Linked DNA regions of Homo sapiens: region 2 is linked to region 1. Evidence: chromatin loops called from intact Hi-C (ENCODE). Cell type or tissue: endothelial cell of umbilical vein. All regions are shown on one strand. Each heading gives the region's core, and the rest is flanking DNA. Links, peaks and the distances in the headings are about the cores only. Region 1 overlaps NUDCD3 (NudC domain containing 3). Region 2 overlaps NUDCD3 (NudC domain containing 3).

The links. A loop is a pair of places that touch in the nucleus more often than their neighbours do. Peaks named below come from ENCODE experiments on the same cell type or tissue, not always from the same donor. Only the 100,000 strongest peaks of a DNase experiment are listed, where the experiment ranks them.
Region 2: a loop joins it to region 1, with 3 times the contacts of the local background. A loop is called at or near these places in 15 of 110 quality-filtered maps.

What each region holds. Positions count from the first base shown.
Region 1 is chr7:44,394,002-44,402,333 of GRCh38, forward strand. All of the region lies in intron 4 of NUDCD3 (NudC domain containing 3), which reads right to left. Among named protein-coding and RNA genes, the nearest start is that of CAMK2B, 73 kb to the left of the region's middle. In endothelial cell of umbilical vein, for the core only: no CTCF peak of the experiment used is centred there; a DNase peak (open chromatin) is centred at 4,750; H3K27ac peaks cover 2,328 bases.
Region 2 is chr7:44,462,135-44,470,466 of GRCh38, forward strand. All of the region lies in intron 2 of NUDCD3 (NudC domain containing 3), which reads right to left. It also overlaps the pseudogene RPL32P18. Among named protein-coding and RNA genes, the nearest start is that of NUDCD3, 24 kb to the right of the region's middle. In endothelial cell of umbilical vein, for the core only: a CTCF peak has its summit at 1,457; a DNase peak (open chromatin) is centred at 4,297; H3K27ac peaks cover 1,557 bases.

The sequences.
Region 1 (8,332 bases), core at 21-8,020:
ACCCACACCAAAGAAGGTACTCAGCACCAGACTCTGCAGAGCCCAGGGATCAAGTCCGAGAATGTGTTCTACTAATGAAGAGGGTGGGCACCGATGTGGTGCGGGAGAGCACACAGTGGAGATTTTCCAGAACTGGGAAGAGCAAGACAAAAACCTGCAATCATGATCTGAAGCCAGCATCCCAGAAATCTTGTCTGACATTCCGAATGCAGATAGGGGGAGTGGTGAACAGGGGGAGTGGGTGGCTCCCCTACACGCCAGCTCTACCCAGTAAATGACGCTGCTCTGCCAGTGTGCAATTTAAATTTGGGATGAATCTTCCATTTCCAGATACTCTGCTAAGCTGGTTTGTCGTTGACTTTACAGTTTGTGTGACGGGGACCTGACTCACCCTCAGAGACCCCAACACTACAAACTCTACCTCGTCTTTACCAAGCTGATGCAATGAAAACCTTCCAAGAGGGAAATGCATTGTTTTCTCTATTCCAGGGAAGACTTCAGAGGAACTCACAGAACTGTAAATCTCTGGAAAGAAGAGATCCTTTACGAATTTTTTATCTTCACCAGTAGTTATTACTGTGATCCATGTAACTTATTTTATTAGCGTTCACAAGTCCTGTAAAACACATACCATTACCATTTACCATACATACCATTTTTTGTATTTAAAAATGAGGACAAACCCTTGGAAGTAAGGGCCTTTTCCAGATTGCCCAGCATGAAGAGGCAAAGCAGAGCTACACTGGGGCTGACAGCCCACCATCAGCACCATGTGGGCAGGGGGTCGGCCTACATACCATCCAGGGGACGGTGCTGGTGCTCTCAGGCCTTTTGGCACTCCACAGACCCCAACACAGGGTTTCACTGGCCAGGTCCAAACACACACCCAGAGTGGAGGGCTCCTGGGCACAGTGGGAGATGGACCTGAAGACAATGAGCCACCTGCCCAACAGGAAGGAGGGGAACATCCCCAAATCTTCTGTGTCCACAAGTGTACTTTGGACACAGAAGTACACTTGAACCCAACAAAAATTAAGATGAGCACTGCACTTTTTCATCAGAAATACTTCATCTGTGTTCAGATTTCATAATATTTACAATTGAAAGGGTATATTCACATGCCCAAGTTGTTTCAAAAATATTCAAGGTTTTCCAGTAACTAAATCAAGTAGGTTTTAAATTTAAGTTAATTAAAATAAAATAATTCAGTTCTCCAGTCACGTGAGCCACCTGTCAAGTGTTTACTCAGCTGCCACATGTGGCTAGCAGCTACTGTGCTGGGCAGTGCAGCTCTCCAAGGGGGCCATCCTCACTCACAGACGTCACGCATGTGCATCAGTGTGGTATTTTATGAGGAGATGTGAGCCGACTTTATATTGAACAATTTCTAATGGAGGCAAAATCCACTTAACACAAAACTTACCATTCAAAAGTGAACCAATGGCATGTAGTATATCCACAATGGTGCACAACCATCACCTTTATCTAGTTTCAAAACACTTTCATTACCTCACAAAGAAGCCCTGTGCCAATTATCAGTCACTCCCCATTTGCTCTAACCCTTCCTCTAAATTGTTCCCTCAACCCCACCAAGCCACTGGCAACTACTAATGATTCTGCCTCTACAGATTTGCCGGTTCTGGACATTTCACACAAATGGAATAATACAGTTATCTGTTTGTTTTTGTCTGGCTTATTTCACTTGGCATAATGTCCTCCTCAATGTTCATCTATGTTGTAGCATGAATCAGAACTCCATTCCTTTTTAAGGTTGAATAATATTCCACTGTATGGATAAACCACATTTTGTTTCATCAACTGATGGACATTTCAGGTGCCCCCACTTTTTGGCTGTTGTGAATAATGCTGCTATGAACATTGATGTACATACATCTGTTTGAGTCCCTGTTTTCAATTCTTCTGTATATTTACCCAGAAGTGCTGGGTCATATGGTAATTCTACAGTTAACTTTTTGAGGAACTACCATACTATTTTCGAAAGCAGCTGCACCACTTTACCTTCCCACCAGCGGCATACAATGGCTCCAGTTTCTCCATACCCTCACCAACACTTGTTATCTTCTGTTGTGTGTGTGTGTGTGTGTGTGTGTGTGTGTGTGTGTGTTTAATTACAGCCATCCCACAGGTGTGGCTAGCACCACTGGTCCTTTGTCCTGACCATATACACACAGGCCTGCCTCCTCTGCCTTCCAGACCTGCTCCAGTCAAGTTTCCATCTGTCATCACTGTAACCAAGTGGGCTGCCCTCCATGCTGGGGCAGCAAACAGGACCTGAGGTGTTGTCTATAAAGGTTCTTGTAAAGGCTCTGGAAGAGGAAGGTCTCAGTTGCAAAATTTTAATTATTTATTTATTTAGTACCCTTAGAATATCTTCTATTTTTAAGGATGAGCATATTAGTAAAAACAATATGAACAATATTATTAGCATGATAATTATTCTAAACAAGGGCATTCTAACATCGTTATTGACTTGCCTGGAGTCCCTCTCCACACTGTTCCTTTACAGAATTCCATCTCTCACTCTGAGCTGCAGATCCCCATTCCTTTCTCCTTCCCAAACTCCAGACCTTTTTTTTTAATGGCCCACGCCTCGTAAGTCATTGAGCTGACAAGCTTCTTTATGCTCTGAACATTCTCATGTTCTATAAACTGGTTTAATGTGTAAATGTTTCTGCTGTCACTGTCCACATTTAACTACTTTCCTTAGAGTAATGCTTCTGGGAGGCCTCAGATATGACTTCTGGTAGTTAACCTTAAAAACCACTGAATGGTACAGAGCATACAGGTCTTGCAGGGCTGTCTTCCGACACCCAGTGCAAGATGCAGTTCTGGGAGGACATGGGTACAATGTTCCTAGGATGGAGTTCAAAGACCTCTATCTAAAAATAACACCTCTGATAAAGTAGTCTGATGGTTTTACATTTGTTTTTGTTTTTTTCTGTGAATATTTTATTTTTTTAAAGTCAAGTTTGTGGAGGTATAGTATGCACATAGTAAAAATCACTCTTTTGAGGTCACATCTCCATGAGCTACTGCTACAATCAACCCACATCCCAGCAGCCCCGTTCCCCTTCTCAGCAGTCCTCTCAGCCCGATGCTCGTTTTGCCATCCAGCATGTCCGTGTCCAGAATGTCACATGTGTGGAATCACACAGTGTGCAGCCCTGTATCTGCTGCCTCCTTTGAGTGTGGGGACTCTTGACGCTCAGCCACACTGTGCTTCATGGCACAGGCAGACCACACACTTGTTTGTGGACATGTGGGCATTTCCATTGTTTTGCAATCAGGTAGAGAGCTGCTGTAGAGATCTGCCTGCTTTCTATTCTCCTTGGTAAGTAGCCAGGAATGCGTGTGTTGGGTCACGTGATGTCAGCTACTGTCCAGACTGACCACTCTGCTGCACCCCTACCAGTAGCACAGAAGAGCACCAGGTGCCCCATCTCATTTAGCGCTTGGTGCTGTCTGCCTTCTTAGCAGCTCTTCTAAGAGGTGTCTAGGGGCATCTCATCATGGTTTTGCCTTGCATTCCCCTAATGAATCATGACGTTAAGCTTCTCATGTGCTTATTAGCCTTCTCATTTTTTTTAACATTTTATTTGTAAAGAATTTTAAGCTTAAAGTTACTAGAATAAGTACAAAGACACCCATACAAGTGTTTAGCAGCTGTGTGTCTGTACACAGCTCTCTCACTCTATATGTATGCTGTATGTATAATATATAATAACATAGTATTTTCTCTGAATCATTTAAGAATAGGTTGCATTCATCTTGGCCCTTTGTCCTGAGTTATTTCCTAAGGACAAGGAAATAACTTATGATGATTTACGGAACAGGGTCCAGTCCAGAGTCCTTCCTGCATCTTGGGGGTCCTGTCCTCTTTAATCTAGGACATTTCCACAGCCTTTTTCCTCCCCTGACATCTCCTGATTAACTCATGTGTGCACACCCAGCTGGACACACATGTGTTCCACCTGCAGGCACACAACATCCACAGCCCTCAGTGGGTGGGGTGTTCACTCAGGTTACCTGGCCAAAGGGAGGTCTGACTTCTCCACTGTAGTTATTGACTTGCAAACTCTCCTCTCCAGAACCCCTGCATCCCTGCTCCACCCTGCCCCGCATAGCATCTGCCGGTCCCATCTGTCCCACGAAGGCTGGGAAATGCTGACTTTCTTGCCCTAGTCCCTCCACACTGACTGATGGCTTATGCATCTTATTGAAGCAAGCACCTTCTCTTCTGCAATGAAATTATCTATCTATTGCTGTCAGTACTGACCCCTGGATTCCTGGCCTCTCTGGTCTCTCAATGGCTTATAACTCATTACCATGCTTAATTATGTTGGTGTGAAACAATCCCAGACAAGGTTGGTGGAGGTTGCTTGACTTTGATGGTGCTCAATCATTTCCCTGGCACGTTCTCATTTTCCAGCATAACAAAATGCTCCAGGTTCCTCTTTTATCTACCCAGTCCCAGACCTCTAATCAGTCCATTTCTGAGGGACCCCAGACTGCAGGCTGAACAGTGTTCCCAAAATGTCCTCACAGAAACTTCCACCTCAACATGAATAAACTTACCTCAGCATCCCCCAATCTGCGCTGATGACTCACCAGCATTTATATCCCTTTCCTTCCTTAGTAACGGAACCTCATTTCTATTCAGGGAAGCAATGTGCCCAGCGAGGACGACTTTACTCCTCACAGCTGCCCGCGTGATCGAGACTGGGCCAATGAGACTTATGGGAATGTTGTGGGACGTTCCTTCCGGGAAGGCACCTCAGAGCGAGGGCAGATAACGGGGTGAGACGACAGCGTGGCAGAGGTCCAGGGCACCTGCTCAGCACCTGCTGCTGGGGGAATGTGGGCCACAATGGAGCAGATCTGGCTTCTCAGGACACACCACAAGTCAGCACTGTTATGAGCAATCTCCTGATTTTCAATGCTGTCAAATATTTTTTTAAGCTTGAAAATTAGAAACAAAATTAAGACACTGTATAGGCCAGATAGGACCCAGCTGTGGTCTGAGTGTGGCTGGAAGGCCCATGTATTCCAGGGATGGGGCCGACAAAGCAATGCCGAGCTGCGTTCCTTTCCTCTCCTCCAACCCCATGAAACGAGGGTGCCCAGCACCCTGTCCATGGTGCCACCAAGAGGCACCATTAGCCGGCTCTGCTCAGCACATTCCTTCCACTCACACTGGAACAGGTTTCCTTGGGCTACCGCCTTCTGTTAAATCTGTAAGCTTCAGCTCTTCCCTACTGGAACTGATGAAGGATTCTGATTTCCCCTGAAAAACGCTGAGGGCTCTCCCTAGAGACATCACTTGCACTGAAGGCTTAAGGGCTCACATTACATTCACATACTAATTTCCAGGCTCTGGGCTCTTGCCAAAATGCTAAGGTAATTTAATCTGTAGTTCCCACTCTGAGTTTATGAAGAAGTATGTTAAGTAATCCATGGGATGGCCTCAATGAGCCAGGAAAGTTGTGGGGACTCAGGAAAGTGGCTCGCCAATGAGGACAAGTAGACAATAAACCACCCATCTTCATTTTATCCTCACAATTGTTCTAAGAAGTGACACTGGAAGTATCTGGGTAAATTAGCAAAGATAAGTGAAGATGAAAAGCCCACTGTTGGTGGGGATGTGGGGATATAGGGCTAATGTCATCGGCGACACTCCAGAAACAACTCATCCACCAGGGAGAACCACAGCAACAGCTCAGAGGCTGCAGTTACACTAGAATTCCACTCTTGAGAAATAATCTAAATTGAGGGGAGGAGGTGGATACAGCTTGCACAAAAACACTCACAGGGTTCAAAAATCATAAACAAATATATTACGATGAGTTTTAAAGCCTGAGCTTCAAGGTCTAACTCCTCAAAGAATACTCCAGAGCAATTTCACTGATTTTAAATGACTTGTGTGCGCACCACGTCAATACATGAAGAAGTGTATATGGAACGGCATTCACCTCACATACAGCTACAACGACCATCTCAAGCATAGCCATGTCCAAGAGCCCCCGCAGCAGAGCAGCCACCCACGGCAGCATGGAGGACAGCCTGTCAGCTCCCCCGACTGCAGGAAGAAAGGAGGATGGTGCGCATGCCAACTGCCTAGCTTTGGGGACTGAACGAGCTATCGGAAAAAAGAGCTGGTGCCGTTGCCACGGCTGATTTTACATCTTCGTAACCAAGAAAGGAGCTTGCCTGAGTCAAGAAGTCTCATTTAACATTCTGAAGTGTGGGAGGGAGGGAGGGAGGCAAGAACTGTCATACGGTTTTAGCAGCCACCCCTGCCTGCCCTGGCTGGCTGATGTGGGATCCACGGCACAGGGAGGAGCAGGTTATGTGGAAGGCAGCTGGGAAGCGAAGGCCATGTCTGCACTGGGCTGCCAGGAGGTCAGAAGGTCAGAATATCTAACCAAGGAGCTGAGGGTGGTGGCAGCAGCGCAGCTCTGGACGCCATCCCTTTGCATCCTTCTCATCTCATGCAGCCTCACAGCAGTGCTGTGATGGGAGACCTGCACTGGTGTCTGGGGCTGCCCTAACAGGGAACAACAGACCAGGCGATACAAGGCAATACAAATTTATTATCTCCCAGCCCCATGGGCCAGAACTCTGAAATCAAGGTGTCAGTAGGGCCATGCTCCTGCAGAGACTCTAGGGGAGGATCCTTCCTGCCATTTCCAGCTTCTGGTGGCTCCAGGTGTTCCTGGGCTTGGTGGTTATATCATTCATCTCTGCCCTATCTTCTCATGGCCTTCTCTGTGTCTATCTCTGTCTTCTCCTGTTTCTTATAAAGACAGGTGTCACTGGATAATCCAGGGTGATTCCATCTTGAGAGATCCTTAACTTAATCATATCTACAAAGACCCTTTTCCCAAATAAGGCCACATTCACAGGATATCTCCAACCCTTTAGAGCAAAGCCCTCAACTCACTTTCTTTAGCCATTCCCAGTGCCTGCACAGGGTTGGGTACTTAATGATAAGAAACCAACAAACATTGGAGATCAACAAGACTACAGTGCTCAACCTTGTTTGAACGGTGAGAAATGGAAGTACAGCAAGGCTAAAGAGATGACCCAAAACCTGGCAGCTGCTTGACAGGGAGCTGCAACCCAAAGCCAGCCCCTCTGATTCACCTGCAGTCCCTCTCTGCATCCACACGCTCAAAGCAGTGTGCCAAGCTCCACACAGCAGACGTGATGCAGCAAGCGGGAGGCAAACAGGATCTTCGTGAATCAAAGCAATCGGCTCATTAATTCACAATATTATCTCAGATATGTAATCAGAGGAAACAATGTGGGCTTAAAAGGTCACACATAAATAAATAATTATATCAAGAAGACAACAAACGCCTTAGCTCCTGTAAACAGCAAAGTTTCTGTGATATACTCTGTGTTTACTGCAGTAGAGGCTACGTGGTCCAGAAAGAGGTGGAGGCAGGCAGAGCCCTGCACGGGAGCACTATGGGAAGAGTTTAAATGCTCTCCATAACTCCTCTTTATTCAGGTACTTGATTTCTCACAGGTGAAGGTGCATTAGGAACGCAATGCCATCTATTGATAATAAAGGCACTTTAAGGAACCATGGGAAAGAACTCATGCAGTGTTTCAATTGTAGAGGAATTTTTAGCAGAGAATATTTAGGAGCCGTGTTCACGGGCAGTGACAGGTGCCCCTCAGTCTGCAATGGTTCTGCTGAATTTCTACAAGCTCTTTGAGTAGCAGGTGTTTCATGAAAGCTAACTAAAAAAACTAAAGGCAGCCAGGGCACAAATGAAGCCTGGACTCAAGCAGAACACACAGGTGGAGACAGGCCTGCCGGGATTGTGCTATGGCCCCGGGGGCCCTGGCATGAAAGTTAAACATCCAGCTATCCTCTTAAGGCACAGCTCCCCCAACCTCCTGCCTGGTGGCTGCATCTCACACATTTACCTAACACAGGGAAGACTCTGAAACCCACAATGGGGACCCACACTCCTCCCTCATGTTCTGCTCCACAGAGCCTTTCAGCTGAAACGGAGCAATGCTTCCCAGCCCCGACAGGTCTGAGCCTTCTCCAGAGACTCCCGTTTCTCACAGCACTGGAAAAAGCCTTCTGGGACAAGGCAGGCATGGGTTTGAGGTCTAGCTCTACCCGCTTCGCAAGCTACTTACCTTCTCATAGCCTCAATGTCCCAATACGTAAAATAAGTTTGCAGAGAATTAAACAGATTGTAAGGCACCTCACAAAGAGCCTGGCCCAAAGACTGTGTTCATTGAATGGCGGCCATTATTAAAAGAAGTTAATGTTTTGGCCACTAGTCAC
Region 2 (8,332 bases), core at 207-8,206, 68 kb after region 1:
GGACATGTACACACACACTCTCTCTCTCTCTCTCATATATACACACATACAGAAAGAGAAAAAGAAATGCGTATTACCTCTCTATCTTTAAGAATATTTAAGGTAACTTTAGTCAAGGAGCTGGGTACATTTTGCTTACAAACAACATTTCATGAATTGCTATGAAATTTTATAGAAGCCTAATTTCCAGGGCTCGAGTTACAGTTACTGAACAAATGTAACCATAATGTGTGCCACTAGCATCTCAACCACATAATTACCCAGAAAAAATTAACAGATACATAACTTATACTCTAAAATCCCCTAATGACCACATGTTCAGAAAATGTTCCTAAATAGGAAAACACTGACCAATATTATTAGCTTAACTTTTCAGGGAATAAAGACATCATAAAGCAGATTATTCCAACTTTTCAAATATGAATGAAAACAGAAAACTCCTACTTGATCAGCAGCTCTCAAAGGGAGGGTAGGCCCTGCCTCCTGGGAGTTTGGGAGTGTGTGGGCAGCGTTAGGTGTCCTTGGGGCAGTCAATGGGCACTGTCCCCTGCCCTGCATTACCTTCACACATCCCATTAGACATGCAGGTAGACAGAAGCTGTTTAACATTCTTCTGAGCCTGTAACCTAACTCAATTTTAGATAAAAACCCAAATAATTTTTTGCATGCTTTTATTATATCATGAATTTTCCAGGAATACAACATGTCTGATTCTGGCCTTTACTAAAATGTAATTGCCTTTTTGAAAATACTCATCACCAAAGCAACACTGCCTGTGTATTCTGGGTTACCAATCAAGACACAACCAGGCTGTGTGTGTGTGTGTGTGTGTGTGTGTGTGTGTGTGTGTGTGTGTATACACAAAGATACAAAAGATTTATAGTATCTTTTGCATTGTATGAGTGCCCATGGCCCTCATGAGATAGCTGCTGGCACTGAATATATGACACTAAGCGAAGGCTACACATGCAGCCTGGGTGTGTCTTGACCCCGATAGGGTCAGGAGGCAGAGATGCCCAGAAACCCTAGCCCGCTCTAGTTTGTCTTTGTGAGTATCAAGGGACAATGTGGTTAGGGTATAACAATGGAATGACCTCCTGCCCCTCCCCAAAAACACATATGTAACTCCACTCACTTGAACCTAAGTGGCATTGAACCCAGAGAGAAGGAGAGTTGGACACTTGGTTTGGGAGGACAAGCTGGTGACACCCACAGAGGGCACGGAGCCTGCCATCCCTGAGAACTAGCAGCTGACATAGTCCATGCCCAGCCAAGCCACCAACAATGTCTAGAGACCAACTTTGGAAAACTGATGCAGCATCCAGACAGGCTAACAGGAACCTCAAATTTAAAAGTTAATACACAGCTGAGTATCCCCAAACCCTGAGAAAAGGGCAACAAATTCTACACCTAAAGAAGTGATGCTGCAGAACACAGAGTTAGTAAAGACACAAGACTTAAAAACAGGCACAATCAACAGCCTCCAAGTGGTGTGAGAGGATATTACACTCATAAGAATCAACCAGCAATCTTAAACATTAAAAACTGGAATCACTAAATTAAAATAAATAAATAAAAGGTGAGCCCAAGAACAATTGTTATCTCTGGGAGAATACTGGGCTTGAGGGATGATCAAAGGGGTCTTGAGTTTTATCTATTTACAAAAGGAATGTATTTTTACTAAATAAAAAAAAAATCAACGGACATTTTCAAAGAAATATATTTTCTGGATGAAATGGGAATTTAGTACTTCTACAACTTCACAAGCAGTATGAGGGACCAAAAGAATCATTTCCTGGCCGGGCACAGTGGCTCACGCCTGTGATCCCAGCACTTTGGGAGGCTGCGGCAGGTGGATCATCTGAGGTTAGGAGTTCGAGACCAGCCTGACCAATATGGTGAAACCCCGTCTCTACTAAAAATACAAAAATTAGCCAGGCGTGGTGGTGCACGCCTGTAGTCCCAGCTACTTGGGAGGCTGAGACAGGAGAATTGCTTGAACCCGAGAGGAAGAGGTTGCAGTGAGCCAAGATCATGCCACTGCACTCCAGCCTGGGTTAAAGAGCAAGACCCCATCTCAAAAAAAAAAAAAAAAGAAAAAGAAAACGAAGCAAGAATCGTTTCCCAAATTAACTTCCTCCAAATAACAGTCCCTCAAAGTGACAGCAGGCCAACTAGAAAGAAAAAGAGCGCCACAGTCCCATTAATTTGAGTTAAATTACGTTTTTTTCATTTCACGGCCTCTGGGTTAGAACACAATATAGCACAGACAAATCATACACCCATGTCTCAGAAAACATCAGGCAGAGAAATGTACCTTGACTAGATCAACAATTTTTTTTTTTTGGTGGAGTCTTGCTGTGTCACCCAGTGCAATGGCACAATCTCGGCTCATTGCAACCTCCACCTCTCAGACTCAAGCAATCCTCCCACCTCAGCCTCCTGAGTAACTGGGATTACAGGCATGTACCACCAAACCCAGCTAATTTTTGTATTTTTAGTAGAGACAGGGTTTCACCACATTGGCCAGGCTGGTCTCGAGCTCTTGGCCTCAAGTAATCTGCCCGCCTTGGCCTCCCAAAGGGCTAGGATTACAGGTGTGAGACACCATGCCCGGCCCACCAAATCTTTACATAAGCTTCAATTTTTTCTTATTCTATGGACCAATACCCTTTTAGAAGGAGCGTTATCCCCATTCCAGCTTTTAGATTAAGACACCCAACAATACTGGCATTTAGTACAGAATCTCAACCCTCTTTTCCTTATTCTAAATTCCCTCCTCTTACAGTGCCAAAAACAATAACCCACATCCATCCCAGGGGCCGAGCCGAGGGCAGGGCTCAGGGAAGTGGCAGGGGAGCAGAAGGGCCCAAACGAAGGTGTAAACAGAAGCTGACACATGTGCTCTGCTCCACCTCAGCAGCACCAGTTCAAACACCTATGCTTTGCTCTCCGCCCTGTGCCCTAGACCCCACACGAGCATGGGACATCCCCAGGACATTTCCAGAGAGCATTTTAAATTTCCTTAATCTTAATGTTTTTTACATGTATTTTCTAATTTTCCTCTATATTACTATAAAGAAACTTTTAGTGATTTTAAAAATCTCACAGTCATCTCACATCATTCTCCCGTAATTCCACCAGAAATGAGGCTGAGAGAATACAGACAGCCACAGCACAGTTCACACAGTAAAACATCAACACCTTAAGGCCTGTCCACATGAAGTGGGAAACTTCTGAACAGCCGTTAGAGAACACAGCAGACACCCACTGAGACTGATGTGGATGAGCAGTGTATACAGCCACTATCATCTGTGGAAAGGTTAAAACTGAAAAAGTAGAGAATGTGGGACATTAATCGTGGAGGCCATGGGCACAGGGAGAACTCTCTGCACTTCCTGCTCAATTTTGCTGTGAACCTAAAGTCAGTCTAAAAATAAACTGTATTAACCAAAAAAGAAAAAAGTAAGAAGACAGGCATAGATAAGTATGCTTGTATTTTCATAGACTATCTCCTGACCGGTACACCAGACACTGGTAACAGCAGCCACTTAGGGTAGAGTGGATAAACACAGTCACCTCACTGTGTAGAGCAGAACAGAGCCACAGACAGGGCCGTGAGTGAGAAGACCACCAAAGTTCTACTATACACCCCACCGTACTTCTCAAATTGTTTTTGATATATGCATACAGCATTTTTCAAAACACCAGTTAAAAAAAATAAAGAAAAACTTTTACGGAAAAATAGGAAGTTCCAGGGTAAAAGGGGTGCAAGAGAGTCAAATCTAAATAAAAGCTAGAGCAGCAAAATCACAGATGCTTGGCCCCAAAGATACAAAGCTGACCTCGTGAATGCATACTTTTGGGAAAGAAATGACCAGTGAACCCAGGACCATGGAAGCCTGGGTGGCACAGCCACCCAACATGAGACATCTCAGTGGTATAAGCCAGATGCTTGCTGCCAGGAGCCAGCACTGCACCAATGTAAAGCTCACAATGGCCCCTAGAAGCAGGGACAGCCACCCAGGGCCAACTTGAGAAGGAAAAAAGCTAAAAAACAAGGAAAAAGTTGAAGAATCCTCATCCCATCCCCTGAGCCACCCTAAATTGGAAAATACTCAGCAGACACAAAAAGCCTCTCAAGAGGACACTGCCAACCCACTCGGGCAAGGGATCATACCCATATGCCCTGAACACTTCTGGGGCCACCATGCCTGGTTTCCTTTCTTACTCAGAACTCAGGGAGGTATGTACATGGGGTTTATTGCTTGTTTTCCTTGGAGAGAGAAACAGTTTTCTGTTTTTCTTACTTAAGACCCAGTACAGTCAGCAGGGCCCCAAAGGCCTCAGGAAGGAGGCTGCTAGTCACCACACCAATCTGTGAAGTGCTCATCCTGCCAGCCACTCTGGTACCAGGCTCAGCCATGTGGTTCTGGGCTCAGCCATGCTGCCTTCAAAAATTAGGGGAAACAAAAGGTCTGGAAGTTTGTTCTCCTAGGAGAACTTGAGCATCCAAAGTGACATTTCTCCTGCTTTATTCAGCTTTTCACTAGGGACACTTGGATAATGCTAAGTGTTTTCTAGGTCACAGCTAGTCCTACCTACCCACTTATTGGGAAGCTCTAGCAGCAGCAGAATAGAAAGCTCTGGGTGAGCCTGCAAAGCAGGAGGCATGCTAGTGGGCAGGAGGGAGAAAGTGTGCAAACACCCCCGCTTCCCATGAATCACTAGGTCACAAAGCCCCACCGGGTGAGGGAACGTGTGACCCACTCAGACTGCTGTTTCAGACTCTGCTATGAGGGTCATGGGAAGAGAGCACTGGCCCTCCTTGGGAGAAGATTCTGGTCCAAATCTATGGTGTGGCTCAGCTATCAGCAGTGAAGATTGAGGGGCACTGACTGGTTTCTTTCCCCACATTCACCCTCACCAGCCCCCCGTGGTGAAGAAGGTTGGGTGTCACTTCCTCCAACCTCTGCAGGGCAGAGTGTGCTGCTATTACAGGGCCTGCTGAACCAGCATCTCACCCCTACTGAAGAATGGGTCAATAAAGATAGAAAAGTTATGACAGAAAAGGAGGGAAGGAAGGAGAGTCCCTTCCAATGGTCCTCACAATAATACCACCCACAGAGATCGGTGTGAAATTTTGCTTTCAGAAGTAGAATGTGCCCAGACAGAATCAGAACTGCTCATTTAACATGGGAACGGCGAAGCGCCCACTCCAAGACTTCTGCTAGTGGGTGGCCAGAAAGAAGCCATCCTCTCTCCCTTCCTGACTCAAATTGTACAACTGCTCAAAGGAAGAAAAAGAAGCCAGAGGTTCCTCTGCATCAGCCAGAGGCCAATCACCCTGATCCAGGCTGCCAAGTTAGAACCCAAGCTCCCAGATCAAGGGACAAGTCAGAGGTGGAGCTCTTTGATCAAGGGGCAGGTCAGAGATCAAGGTCCCCATTGAGGCCCGGCAGGGACGAGGCAAAAGACTGGGGCAGGCTGGCAATCTTAAACCCCATTTGCCCCAAGCCCCTAAAAAAAAAAAGTATTCCATAAATACTTGCTGAATCCAAGAACCAAACCTAGTACTTAGCTTATACTGAAAGCTTTAATTATACTATCTCATTTAATCCTTACAACAGCCCTTTAATTGTTATCACCCTATTGTATATAAGAAAAAAACTAAGACCTCAGTAAAAAAAAAAAAAAGAAAAGAAAAGGCTCTCTTCCTCGGCGCTGCCTACGGAGGTGGCAGCCATCTCCTCCTCGGCATCATGGCCGCCCTCAGACCCCTTGTGAAGCCCAAGATCGTCAAAAAGAGAACCAAGAAGTTCATCCAGCACCAGTCAGACCAATATGTCAAAATTAAGCGTAACTGGCGGAAACCCAGAGGCACTGACAACAGGGTTCGTAGAAGATTCAAGGGCCAGATCTTGATGCCCAACATTGGTTATGGGAGCAACAAAAAAACAAAGCACATGCTGCCCAGTGGCTTCCGGAAGTTCCTGGTCCACAACATCAAGGAGCTGGAAGTGCTGCTGATGTGCAACAAATCTTACTGTGCCGAGATCGCTCACAATGTTTCCTCCAAGAACCGCAAAGCCATCGTGGAAACAGCTGCCCAACTGGCCATCAGAGTCACCAACCCCAATGCCAGGCTGCGCAGCGAAGAAAATGAGTAGACAGCTCGTGTGCACGTTTTCTGTTTAAATAAATGTAAAAACTGCAAAAAAAAAAAAAAAAAAAAAGAAAAGAAAACTAAGGCCCAGGGAGACGAAAGAATTTGTTTGTTCAATGCCAGACAGCTTATCAGTGTCAGAGCTAGCAACTGAATGCCCGGTCTCTAGACTCCAAGATTCATACTCTTATTCCATAACATAATTTTTTTAAAAGGGGGAAAAAGACTAGAATCAGGAAGTAAAAAGATAAATGTAACAGTTTCAGAGATTAAAGGAGCAAACCACAAGGCAAGAGACAGGTATCCTCCTTGCTCATCCACTGGGAGAGTCTAGAAGCCTGACACCACAGCACCAACTAACACAGCAGGCCCAGCTCTTGGCTTGTAATCTCAATCTCTTATCAAAACCCAAGGACTTCTTGGAGAAAGGGTCCATTCCACAGCCAGGGCAGGAGAAGAATTCAAACCTGGAACTTCCTGTAGTGTACAAGAAAATAAAGAAGTGCTCGAAAAATGATGCAAACATGTTAACAGGAAAAGTCAACTGCAAGAGGCCACTTGAGCAATTAAACAATAGTAATGGACCATAACCTATGGAATAACTATCCATGAATACACACTGACATACACCAAGAACTAATAAATAAGTAGAGGAGAAAGAAAAGCTCTTCCTTACAGCATGTGAAACTTACAGTCCTTACAGTCCATTTGTTTTGGACTGAGCTCCTGCATAAGGCCCCAGCACACCAGACCAAACCAGAATAGAGACAATCAAAATGAACTTTAAAAAGGGCCAGTTTTCAAACAAACAAACCAAAAAAAAAAAAAAAAAAAAAAAAAACAGGAGATTTCAGTCAACTTGAGTCAGCAGGTAAGGAAGACCCCTTACCTGTTTCAACCCTATGAGGAAGTGACTTTGAAACGACCCATCTGCTTTTTGTTCTCTGTGTCTGCTTTTCTCAGCCCTTTTCTGCCTATAAAACCTACCTCCTTTGGTCAGCTCATGGGAATACTCATTCTATTTTACAGAATGAGATGTTGCCCAATTCTAGAAACACAAATGCCAACTAGATCTTTAAACTAAATTTGTTATAATTTTGTCTTTTGACAAGTATAATTCTAAATAATAAATGGAGAGAGAATGATAAAAATAGAAAATCATTTAGCAAACAGTACAGTAATAATTGTTTCAGGCAAGAATAATCAGTGGTTGCTAAGATTAATGGTAAAGGTATGCTGAGAAACAAGATATTTATCTAGTCTCAAAGTTATCTCCCCACAAGATACTTATTAATTACAAAAAGGAACACAGTAACTCCACAGTGGAAGAAATGTGCAGCCATCCATTCAGCCAAATGATCACAGTTATGATCACAATTAACATCAGAAGGAATGGGACAAATCCTGGCATGACACACTAAGGGCCCACCATGGTATTCTTCTGTGGCATTCTTGCCAAAAACATATAACACGAATACAGTCATAAGGAAGCATCAGACAAAACTATAATGAGGGACATTCCACGAAAAAAAAAAATGGCAATGAAGGAAAAAAAAAAGGACCAGTTCTCTTTAACTGTCAAGGTCATGAAAAGACTAAGAAACTGTCACTGTCCCAGATAAAGGAGACTGAAGAGAGACACAACCACGAATACAATGACAATAACAAATTGAACCCTGAGCCAAGGATAAAGGACATGATTCAACAGGCAGAATTTAAACAAGGTCTACAGATGAGCTAATGGTAATCCCTCATTATAAAAGACTCTAACATTTGGTGAAGCTGGGTGAAGAGCATATGTGAGAATTCTTCGCATGACTTCTGCAATTTTTTTTGGTAGATATGAATTATCTAAAATTCAAAGATTTTTTTAAAAGACCAAAAAATAAACAGACATTAACAGTTATATGAGAGAGAGAATATGCTAGTCTTTGGTTAGCTAAGAACACTGACTCCATACCACAGCAGCCAGCAGCCAGACCACAGATCTGACCCTCACTCTTCAGAATCCCACAGCTGCTATTTTAAAGACCAGATAACAGGCTCCAAATCTGATTTCTCAGCTCACAGAACTCACAGCCAAGTCATTTGAGATGACTTATTCCAGAGGGTCTCAAAGCAAATCCTATAGGACAGAGCTGCCTACACGCCCAGGCTCGGTTTAAG